Linked DNA regions of Homo sapiens: region 1 is linked to region 2. Evidence: chromatin loops called from intact Hi-C (ENCODE). Cell type or tissue: ascending aorta. All regions are shown on one strand. Links, peaks and the distances in the headings refer to the core of each region. The heading gives the core; the rest is flanking DNA. Region 1 has its middle 80 kb from the start of LINC01061. Region 2 overlaps SYNPO2 (synaptopodin 2).

Region 1 (5,386 bases), core at 245-5,244, 510 kb after region 2:
TTGGTTTCCAATGACTAAAGGTTTGTTAGTGTGCTTTGTTGATGGTCATCACAAATGCAAGTGTTCCATGGAGTAGGAAGAAAAAAATAGGAATGATAATTTCTGGTCATGTTAAATTTATTTTTCAGAATTTTATAACTTAGAAACACATCTTTCAGTTATACTTTTCTTGAACTCATTAGATCATATTCACTGCATTCCTAAAATGTGATCCCTTTCAATGTTGACCTCTCTTCTGTCCCCTATTCCCCCATACAGCCACCAGCAGAAAGGAGAGATGAGTAAGAATGTTCTCATTGGCACAAGGAATGTTTGTCCCTAGAATGGCACAGCTTAAGACAGAACCAGGAAATCACAGGTTTACCACATTGATGAGAAGCAGGAGAAGGCTTGATTGGAAAGGCCCATTGGTGTTGCTGATCAACAATCTAGAAAGCCCTTAGAGGACAGGCATAGTTAACCTCAGAAAACTCTGTGACATTAGCTAGTGTGCTTTGTGGAGAGAGTCAGGTAAGTAAGGGGTTTGGAGAACATGTTCAGGTTCAGGAACATTCTACACTTAAATGGGCTTACTCTTACCCTCTGCTTCAATCCCCATCCCTTCTACAGGTTAGATCTTGGGACAGCCCACATACCTAGACAAACTTAGGCTTTCCAGCTTGCACTGGACCAGGGTGGAAAGGTAAGGAAAAGAAACACATCCGCAACATTTTACTGCTTTTTTTTAGATCAACCTCACCCATTTAAGGAGTGTGGACTGACGGCTATCACATTACAAACAGACTGGGTTGAATTAGAGGTGGAGAAAGAGGCTGAGAATGTCACTTTAGGGGTGCTCCTCCATATGGAGACACAGGAGTGAGGAATCAATGATTTCTCCCAACAGCTTCAAACAGATAGATCTATTGTGTGAATTTCTTGGGGATCTGATCTTAGTCTTGTGACTTCTGACTTCTTACATGTTGATTGTTTCCTCGTGTGTCTTGAAATTATGAATTAAGAATTTTTCTTAAGTAGTGTAATTTCTGTGGAAATTTGATGGGCCTGTTTGAGGATGTGTTATTCCAAAGACATTCTGCCTTTGCTTTTGCCAGATGTACAGAGGACATTACTGGCATGAGACTTCTTTTTGTGCTTACAATTTAATGTGGGTAGTTCCAGATCATATTCAAACTCAAATCTGTGTGACTATGAGGATAAACCCAATGTAAATTTTTTGTTAACCAGGGCCCAGATTAAGACAGACATGCTTCCTTTATGTTTCCCTGTGAATCTGAGTGGGTTCTTGCCTCCCCATCTCACACATATTCATTGAGGATGTAGCTCTTCAGAGGTTTCAGCCTTACTGGGAGGGCCATTCCTTAAAGGCTTCCTGGGGTCTCAAGACCATGTTTCCTGTGTGAAAGTTGTCTATACAAAAATGGAGTCACTTCTGTCAAACCGTAAGGAAAGAGAGCTTGGAGACCATGAAGGGAGGACCTTCTTACATGTTTGCATGATAACAGAAACTATCACAACAGATTGTCAAAACCACAACCTTGTACAAAGATTACATCTATAAGGATGCCTGCCCAGCAGCTGTCTGTCCACTAATGAACTGATGCCACTCTTGTTATTAATCCTTGTAGCCAAGGATATCATTTCAAAACAACGAATGTAACCTCCTTCGTTTTGCCTTTATTTTCATATTGTTTTGAATTATGTGTAAGTAATAATATAATTTCTGGGTTATTCCAAATTCCCTTTTGTAAGTTATCCTTAAGTTATTTCGCACACTGCTAAGTTTAATTTAACCTAGCTAGTTTTGTTTAATAGGTTAAAAGGAATTAAATTGGTTTTAAAATAAATTATGCTGTGAATAATAAAAACGCTAATAGGAAATATATTCCATTAAAAAAACCCCTTGTCTTCTTTGCTTCTCTGGATGCACCTATGGCCCTCTATAGCATGTATATCTGATTACAATCCCCTGCTATTACCAGATAAACTCTGATCTGGAAGCCAGTCTCTCTGCTGTTTATTTTAGGTTGACACCAGCTGGGGTGGGCATTAAACCCTTTATGATAGAGGTCTGCAAATTGTCCCAGGTCTGTTATAGCATCGCTTACATGCTTTCTACTTGGATATTTAATTGTCTTTGTTTTGGCCTCTGGGAATTTCCCTTACTTTCTTAAGAGCTATGTCAAAGGATATTTGCTTTATTTTATAAAACATAAGTATGAAATATTTATACTTTATAAATATACTTTTAATACTCATCATTCATAAGTATAATAATTTTGTAAGTATTTAAATAAGTAGTAGTAGATGTTTCAAGTTCTCTAGTCTGCTACTTTTAGATCTTTAGATATTCTAATTCTTCTGCCTGGAACGCTCTTTTCCCTTTTCACTTGACTAAACCAGAGGTCACATCCTTAAGGAAGCTGTGAGCTTCAAGTTTGAATTAAATACCCTCCACTCTTTACCCTCAGTGCATAGATCTAATGGCTTGTTTGCCCTCGTGTGTTTCCTCCACTGAACTGCAAGCTCTGTGAGCCCATGCCTATTTAGTGTACCCTAGCTTGACACTTAGTAGAGAACCAACTATTTGTGAATGAATGCATGTCTTCTGTTGACATGTTTGCTTATTATTATTTTTTTTAATCCTGCCTCTTGGCTTGAAGTTGTTTGTTTCCATAGATTTTTAGCCTTCCGCCTTTATGAATTTTCGTTGGTGTCTAGCAATAAAAGCTCCCACTGGGAGTAACTTCACACTGGTTGTCAATTTATTAATGAAAGCCTGGCAACTAACATGTTTTTCACAGTAGAAACAGAAATATATTTTTCTAAAAACTTTTTTATTATTCAGTCAGTTTTTTCATATTACATTTCAGCTCTTGTTCAACTGAGGATTCTTTTAAAAATGCTATATTGATTTTTCTATTGCCCTTCACTAAAATTACCTTCTTCATTATAAAAAACTCAATTTTATGTCAGGTAAGAAACAATGGGAATCTATTCTTTTACTCCATAGGTATTTGTTGAGTCCCTTCAAAGTACAAGAAAGAATGCAGAGAGATGCTGGTAGTTCAGGAAGGCTGTGTAATTCAGGTGGGGCCGGGGAGAACTGAATGTTTCTCGAGGATGGAGCCAGAGTAGAAAAAGAGCAGCAGAGGCTCCAGAAAACAAAGTTACAGTCCTCTCCTCATCTTCCAAGGAGTGTTACTGATTTACTGATTCTTTTCTATAGGTTTTATTTTTAATTGACACCTAGCAATTGACACCTAGCAATTGCACACATTTATGGGATACAGTGTGATATTTCCATATATATATTATATATATATATATATAGCATAATGATCAAATCAGGGTAATTGTCTAATCCATCATCTCAAACATTTATCATTTCTTTGCAGTGAGAACATTCAAAATCCTCTCTTCTAGTTATTTGGAAATATAAAGTACAATATTGTTAACTATAGTCACCTTACTGTGCACTAGAACACCAGAACTTATTCCTCCCATGTATCTGTAATTTTGTATCTGTTGACCAATCTCTTCCCCTTCCCGACCCCCCAACCCCAGCCTTTGGTAACCATCTACAGTGTACTTCTATGAGATCGGTTTTTAAAAATTCCACAAATTAATGAGATTACGTGGTATTTGTCTTTTTGTGCCTGGCTTATTTCACTTAACATAATGTCTTCAGGTTCATTTATGTTGCCACAAATGACAGGATTTCATTCTTCTGAATGGCTGAATAGTATTCCATTGTGTATATATACCACATTTTCCTTATTCATTCATCCTTTGATGGACAATTAGGGTGATTCCGTATCTTGGCTATTGTTAATAGCTGCAATAAACATGGGAATGCAGGTATCTCTCTGACATTATTTTATTTCTTTTGGATAAATACCCAGTAGTGGGATCGCTGGATCTACTTATTTGTCCTTTATTTAAAATTATTTTATTTTTTAGCGATAAACGTCCCACTCTATCACCTAGGCTAGACTGCAGTGGCTTGATCTTAGCTCACTGTAACCTTCAACCCCTGGGCTCAAGCAACCCTTCTGCCTCAGCCTCCGGAGTAGTTTGGACTAAAGGCGTGAGCCACCATACCCAGCCAACTTACTTATTCTCATAGGCTCAGTAGAGCAACTTTAGTAGCTATTTCTGTAGGCTTTTCTGGAGAGAGAGAGAGAAAGAGAGACAGATAGAGAGCAGTTGTAGCTGAGGTAGAGTTGATGACCACGTTTCATGGCAGATCAGTGAGACCAGAGAATTCCTGACTTTCAGAGCTGGGTGGTAAAGGGGGAAGTTTGCTTCTTACAGTTACATGCTGATTGGTGTCATATAAAGCCTTAAAACACTCCTATTGGGTAAGACAAAAATGATATGAAGTGGAAATGTGAAAAATAGCTTTGCAGGTAGTTAGTATCAGGTATATTAAAGTTAGAAACTATTATGAAGGTTGGCATGGTGGCCAATGCCTGTAATTTCAGCACTTTGGGAGGCCGAGGTGGGTGGATGGCTTGAGCCTAGGAGTTCGAGATGCTGTCTCTACAAAAAATGGGTGTGGTGGCATGGGCCTGTGATCCCAGCTACTTGGGAGACTAAGGTGGGAAGATCACTTGAGCCCAGGAGACATAGGTTGCAGTGAGCTGAGAAAGCATCACTGTACCCCTGCCTGGGCAACAGAGTGAGACCCTGTCTCAAAACAAAACAAAAAAACCCAAACCCTGTTATTATAGTTCATGTTCAGTGTTTTTTTCTTTAGCTATGCAAGCTTGTCCCTGAGATTCCAGTTTAGGAAGAGGAATCCTAAAATTGGGATTGCCGTTAGATAACTGAAAGAACCAACTCAGTTCCTGTGGCTACTGCCTAAAATCCCTTTGTCCACCATAAACACACCTTTGCACAGGTGTGTGCACATGCACACAAACACACATACTTAAAATGAGGAAAGCCAGGAAGAGAAATCACATATGCTAGTCAGTCAGATTTCTTTTGATTAAAATAATCATGATTTTTATTCTATTTGTAACTTGTGGGTTTTATTTTGAACAAATGGTTTGTGAACTGGAAACATGTTTTTCTGAGCTATAATCTGAATACAGCTTAAAACTGTGAAGAATATTTTCTTCAAGTTTTAAGTATTTCTTCTAATTTAATGTTATGTGCCTTAAGAATAGAAAATCATAGGCTGACATTTCCATATATCAAATGTAAGAATCCCTGTTTGCTAAGAATGCTACAGAACTAAGAGCAACAAAGCAGGTTCAAGAGTTGTCAAATGTGTCCCTTTTCCATAGGAAGGGTAGATGTCTACCCAAATGGAATATTGAGTATCAGAGACTTCAAATGATAACTTTTGTTTGTTTGGAGAAAATCTTGAGGACGT
Region 2 (5,386 bases), core at 52-5,051:
GCTTAGCTATCTCTTGAATAGTGGCTATGCTTTCCTACTGCCGTAGCGTTGTTTTGCCAGTACTGCTTAGCATCTTCTCCCTTCCTGTGGAAAGAAAGAATTTTGTCACCTACAAAAGTCTTTGTATGCTGTAAGGCCGGGTCTCAAGGTAATTTACTTTGTAAACCCCTTTCCTGAGCCAATGACCTAAAATCTCACCCTCAGCTCTAAGTCAGAATCATATACTACCATCTTGTTTATCAAGTACTTACTATTGGCTGCCTTATTTTCTAGTTGTTTACACATGCAACTTTTTACTAGATTGCATGCACTTTGTGGGCAAGGCCTATCCCTGGCCTAACTTTGTATTTCCGTACTGTTTATGACAATGTCTTGCCAATGATATGTGCTCAGTAAATATTTGTTCACTGGTTGGATATCCTTTCATTATCTATACTATATTTTCAGCACAATGACAGGGTAGCAACAGAGGCATCTATTGCAGGAGGCCATACAAATTGTACCTCAGAAATTCATATAACCAGGAATTATAGTCTGAGCAATTACTTTAATAAGTTAGAATCTCTCTGTAATTATAGGTTACAGATGGTGACATAAAAACACTAGGAGGTCAGGAAGTTTCTTCCGCACTCAGCATACTTGAACTAAAAAGAGTGGACATTTCATAATTCTGAGCACCTTGGTCTATTGCTTGGTCTGTGCCTCGTGTTATTCTCAAGAAAGGAGACTGGATCTCAACCATCACTCATCCACACTTGTGTTATCTTTAAGCACTGTAGAGGAAAAAACTCTTTTGGAGTTTGAAGAATAAAGTTGGATACATTGCATAGTATATGCGGTTTTTAAGCTAACTTAAAGGGAAAGCTTCCTGAATGAAAATAAATCATATTAGTTTAATGATGGCTGCTATTAATAATGACATATATACCCATATATAGTATAGTGTAGTAAAAACTTTTCATCTGTTTTCTGGAAATCTTGATTTTCAACTCTTTCTAATGTATTTTTCTTTTGGGGGCCCACTCAGACCTTACAATATGTCTTCTAGAGGCACAGAGTGAAAAGCCTTGTTAGTCTGCTGATGTGCCTTCAGACCTTCTCCGGACTATTCCTTGACCAGAACCATCCCTTTTCTAGCTGGCTTTTCTGGTAGAGTCTATCCACACTCCTAGAACTGTCTACTGTTTGCTTGGCAAGGTCTACCTAGATCCTTCCTTGGCCTGCATCCTCCTGGGAGCTGTGGGGTCACCATGAGCCTTGTTACTTCTTTCTTTTCCCCCCTTCCCCAGCACACACCCACACATGCCATCATTCCACCGACTGGACTAATTTTATCAGAAACTAGACTTGTAAATTAACAGAGACATATATGATTTCACTTACAATTTGAAAAAAAAAGAACTTGATTAATAAGTGTCAGCATCACCATTCAGAGTATCTATAACTATCACAGCATAAAGTAGCTGGAAAAGAAGCACATATATAGAATCCAGTGGTTTTCAGATTCCAATTTATAAAATGGATAAAAGTGAACCTGGTTTAGTTAAAGAAGGGAGGGAAAGAGGACGCTGCCTCTTAGGCCTCATCCTGGTGGTGGCATGTGTGGCATGCCATCTGCACATAAGCCTATGAACCCCTAATCTGAGTTACATGAAACACTTTGCCTATGTGGAAACTGAGTCTGGAATGGTTAAGCGACTTGCTCACAGTCACATACCCAGTTTGTGGCAGAGCTGATTCTCAATCTCAAGTTACTAAGCACAGTTTCCTTTTTCTGGGCTTTTCCCACAGCACCAAATAACTGCTAGATAAAGCACTCTTTCCTGCTCATTGCGCTGGTCCAGTTTATCTCTGTGCCCAAGAGCAGTTTAGAAGAACTAGCATTTTCCATGCAAAAATCTTTGTTGAAGGAGATTCATGATTAACTGAAATCACCCAAAGTACCACAAACAATGCAACAAACCATGAAGGACAGCACAGCGTGTGTTTTTATCTGACCCATTTGTTCCAGGATGGGCTCTCTAGTTGAACAGCCTAACAGCCCTGCAACCAACCTGTCTCATAAGCCCTGCACAGAACAACCCAGCAGAATTCCTAAGCCTGCTCACATAAACAACCAGAGAAGTTAATCATAGGCATGAGAGACTTTTGGTGGTGGCCAATTAGAGCAGACCCCCCACAGAGCTTCATCATAGGGTAGCCACGTCAATGTCAATACCCTCCTCCGTGCAACAATCCTTGTGATTAATGTAATTACCATAATTACTGACCTCTCTTCTGAGAGTCTTGGCCACATGGAAGAGTTGAATGTTTTCCCTGAATGCGTTGTCTCCATACAATGTATGCCCTTAATTATAGAACATGATGTCATAAGTTCTGATTAGGGGGTTGCCCTAGAGGAGCTGAGGATTGGCCCCAAAGGCATAAGGGGGCCAGTTCAACTCATAGCCCACCCTAGTCCTCCCGGTCACATGCAGGTAGCCAGTTACTTGGTAATTAACAAAACAAGCTTGTGGTTGTTGCTGTCGTCCATTTTACTCCTATGTCTTTTGGGGCCTTCTTGGGAAATAAAGGCTTCCTTTTTCCTCATGTACCTCATAATTATTGTGCCCCAGAACTGCACATAATTATTATTATTTTTCCATTCAGGAGTTAATGCTTCAGCCAAACAGGTCTGGACGGAAACCCAGTTTGCGTTCAGAGGAAAATAGTTGACTATTCTCAGACTAGACCACTTGAGGGCGGCATTGCCTTAGGAGAGTGTGTTTTGACCAACTAATACATAACCTAAGGAGGAAATATGCAGCGTGGGTGTCACAGGCACATCACTGTAGTTCAGGGAATAAAACCACAAAAAATGAGAACATACTTCCAGGGAGTCAACTCACATTTAGGAATGAAGGAATAAATGTCTAATTTTAAATGTGGTTGCAAAGTTTTTTTTTTACATAACAGAATTGCTTGAGGCAGGCGCGCTGTAAACCATTTATATGGGGAGGGATTTATTCTGTGAAATGAAGTGCTATTGAAAAAAAAGATAATGTCCAGTGCAGTGTAGGAACAAAAAAGGCAAACTAAAATATATTGCACAATGAAGACTGGGGACAAAATCATGAGTATGTTTGCAGGTCTTCATAACCCTCTCGGATGCACATAGTTCTTCACCATGGACATGTCCCCATTATAACCTCTTTTAATTTGGCAGGGAGCTGCTCCTTTGCCTTTCCTTCATATTTTGGGGGTCAATCCAGATGAATGAGAGAAAATAAAAGAGGGGGAAGAGAAGAGAAGGAGGATGGTATGCCCCTCTGTACTTGGAGAATCACTAGCGGTGGTCTCAGTCACAGGGAGACAGACTGGTTCCGCTCATCTCTGATCCTGCCCCAGTAAATTACTTGCAGATATCTTTTTGGTAGTTTTCACAGGATGCTAATAAACTGATCAGCCTAGTATGCTAGAGATATTTAAGTTCTCTTTCCAAATATCACTGCATACATACCTAAATAACAGACCAATCATTGATTTCCAGAAACCTGTCTGGAAGGCATTCTACATTCTTTCCTTTGCTTCTTTTTATGGGCCACAGAAAGAACACGATAGTTCTTGAATACATTTCCCAGATTGTCCAAAGAGGTCAAACTCTTAATGTTAAGCACAGTTCTTTTGAGACTGTGGTTGTGGGGGAGAAATTAAAGAAAGATCTGGAAGCTAATGGAAGCTACTCAGATGAGTAGCTTCTTTAGTGCAACCTCAGCTGGAACGTCAGTGACTCTTGAAAATTCTTTCTTCCCTCCCAAGTCAATATCCTATCAAATTGCTTTCTGTATTTTTTTGCAAATCTCCAAACAGAAACTCATGGAACACAGAGGTAATCTTGGCTACTTTGCAGAGATGGCCAAGGAGATTAGGTGTGAACTTCTCCGGTTTTCTTCCCTTCATTGTTAACTTTGCCTTTATTCATCCCTTTCAGTCTTTTCCAGGATCTTGTTCCATCAAACATCTCCCTACCTCCACCCTTTTCTTTTCAACCTTTTCCTCTGTACTTAATGGGGAAAGTTCTTTACCTCATTTCTCTTTCCAGCATCTATTCTCTCTGCCTCCATTCACACTAGATTCCTTGAAACAGGTCTACACCAGACACCCCCATGCTCTGGCCTTCCTTTACTATTTCCCTTGCATTATTTTCTCCGGAAACTACCCTTTAAACCCCACCCATGAGCTACTCATCTCCAGGTGGCTCAATGGTTTCTTCTCAGCTCTTCCTCTTAGTGCATTACATTCCTATTACCATGATGGCAGCATTGATCTAAAATCCCCTGACCTCTCTCCCTTTGAAATACTTTCTTCATCAGAATTCAATAACAAGCATACTCACTCGCTGAACATTTCTCCTTAGTCTCTGTTGGCCCCACTTCTACTTCCTCCTTGATATAAGAATTTTTCAGTACTCAGCCCCTTTATCTGCTGTGTTCTTTACTGAGCTCATAGAATCCTACAACTTTAACTACCACCTCTTTGCTCATAACTCCTCAGTAATATTTCTAACAAGCTACGTGCCTGCCCTTCCAACAGGATATTTGTCATTTCCACATCTATGTCCTATATCATAGGCAAACATTTCCAAAACAGAACTCATCTTTCCTGCACAGCCTCCCCATATCCTGGTCCCAAACTGAGTTCCCCTCCTTACCTTTCCTCAACTCTCAAGTCAAAATTTCAACTATCCTTGACTTCCCCTTTGTCATTTGTAAGTTGACTGGACATGGGGAGCAGAGGATTATGAAATGTCTTTTCAGAATCCCCCTTCTACATGCGTTGAGAGTACTCTATTTCCAGCCTTCATTTCATCACCTAGACTTCTGAAAAGATCACCAAACTGGTGTCTCTGTCATGAATCCCCTCTTCCTCATTCCAGCCCAACCAATATTTGGCCATTAGCTATTTTCCAAAACAGTCCTTTCCATACAAAAGAAACTGGTAACATTAGTTGCTTCCAAAATAGGTGACTGGGAGACGCAGATGTAAGAGAGAGAAAATTTACATTATGTACCATCTTGTTCCTTTAAAATGCTGTGCCTTATAAATACATTAGCTATTTAGAATAATAATGTTTAGTTTAAACATTAGATATTATCTGTTTAATTAAAAAAATCCTCTTCAGTTATTCTTCTGCTCAAAATCCTACACACATTGCCTTTGGAACAAAATCAAACTTCATCATATCGTTCAAAGCCCCTAAAATGACCCTTCTACTTTTCCCTTTACTCTGCTTTCAGTCTGCCCTCTGACACACTCCACAGGCCAGACACAGGCCAGCACTCTGGATTCTCAGGCTTCCAAACCTTTGTTTAAACCATTCCCTCTGCCAGTGGTGTCTTTCTTCATC

The links. A loop is a pair of places that touch in the nucleus more often than their neighbours do. Peaks named below come from ENCODE experiments on the same cell type or tissue, not always from the same donor. Only the 100,000 strongest peaks of a DNase experiment are listed, where the experiment ranks them.
Region 1: it touches region 2 in a loop (2.6-fold over the local background); 18 of 110 quality-filtered maps call a loop at or near these places.

Annotation. Positions count from the first base shown.
Region 1 is chr4:119,488,036-119,493,421 of GRCh38, forward strand. It overlaps the pseudogene SEPTIN7P14. Among named protein-coding and RNA genes, the nearest start is that of LINC01061, 80 kb to the left of the region's middle. RefSeq lists a silencer at 2,493-2,592. In ascending aorta, for the core only: a CTCF peak has its summit at 2,528; no DNase peak of the experiment used is centred there.
Region 2 is chr4:118,979,230-118,984,615 of GRCh38, forward strand. All of the region lies in intron 1 of SYNPO2 (synaptopodin 2), which reads left to right. All of the region lies in intron 1 of SYNPO2-AS1 (SYNPO2 antisense RNA 1), which reads right to left. Among named protein-coding and RNA genes, the nearest start is that of SYNPO2-AS1, 2.8 kb to the right of the region's middle. In ascending aorta, for the core only: a CTCF peak has its summit at 2,730 (motif pointing right); a DNase peak (open chromatin) is centred at 2,772; H3K27ac peaks cover 4,289 bases.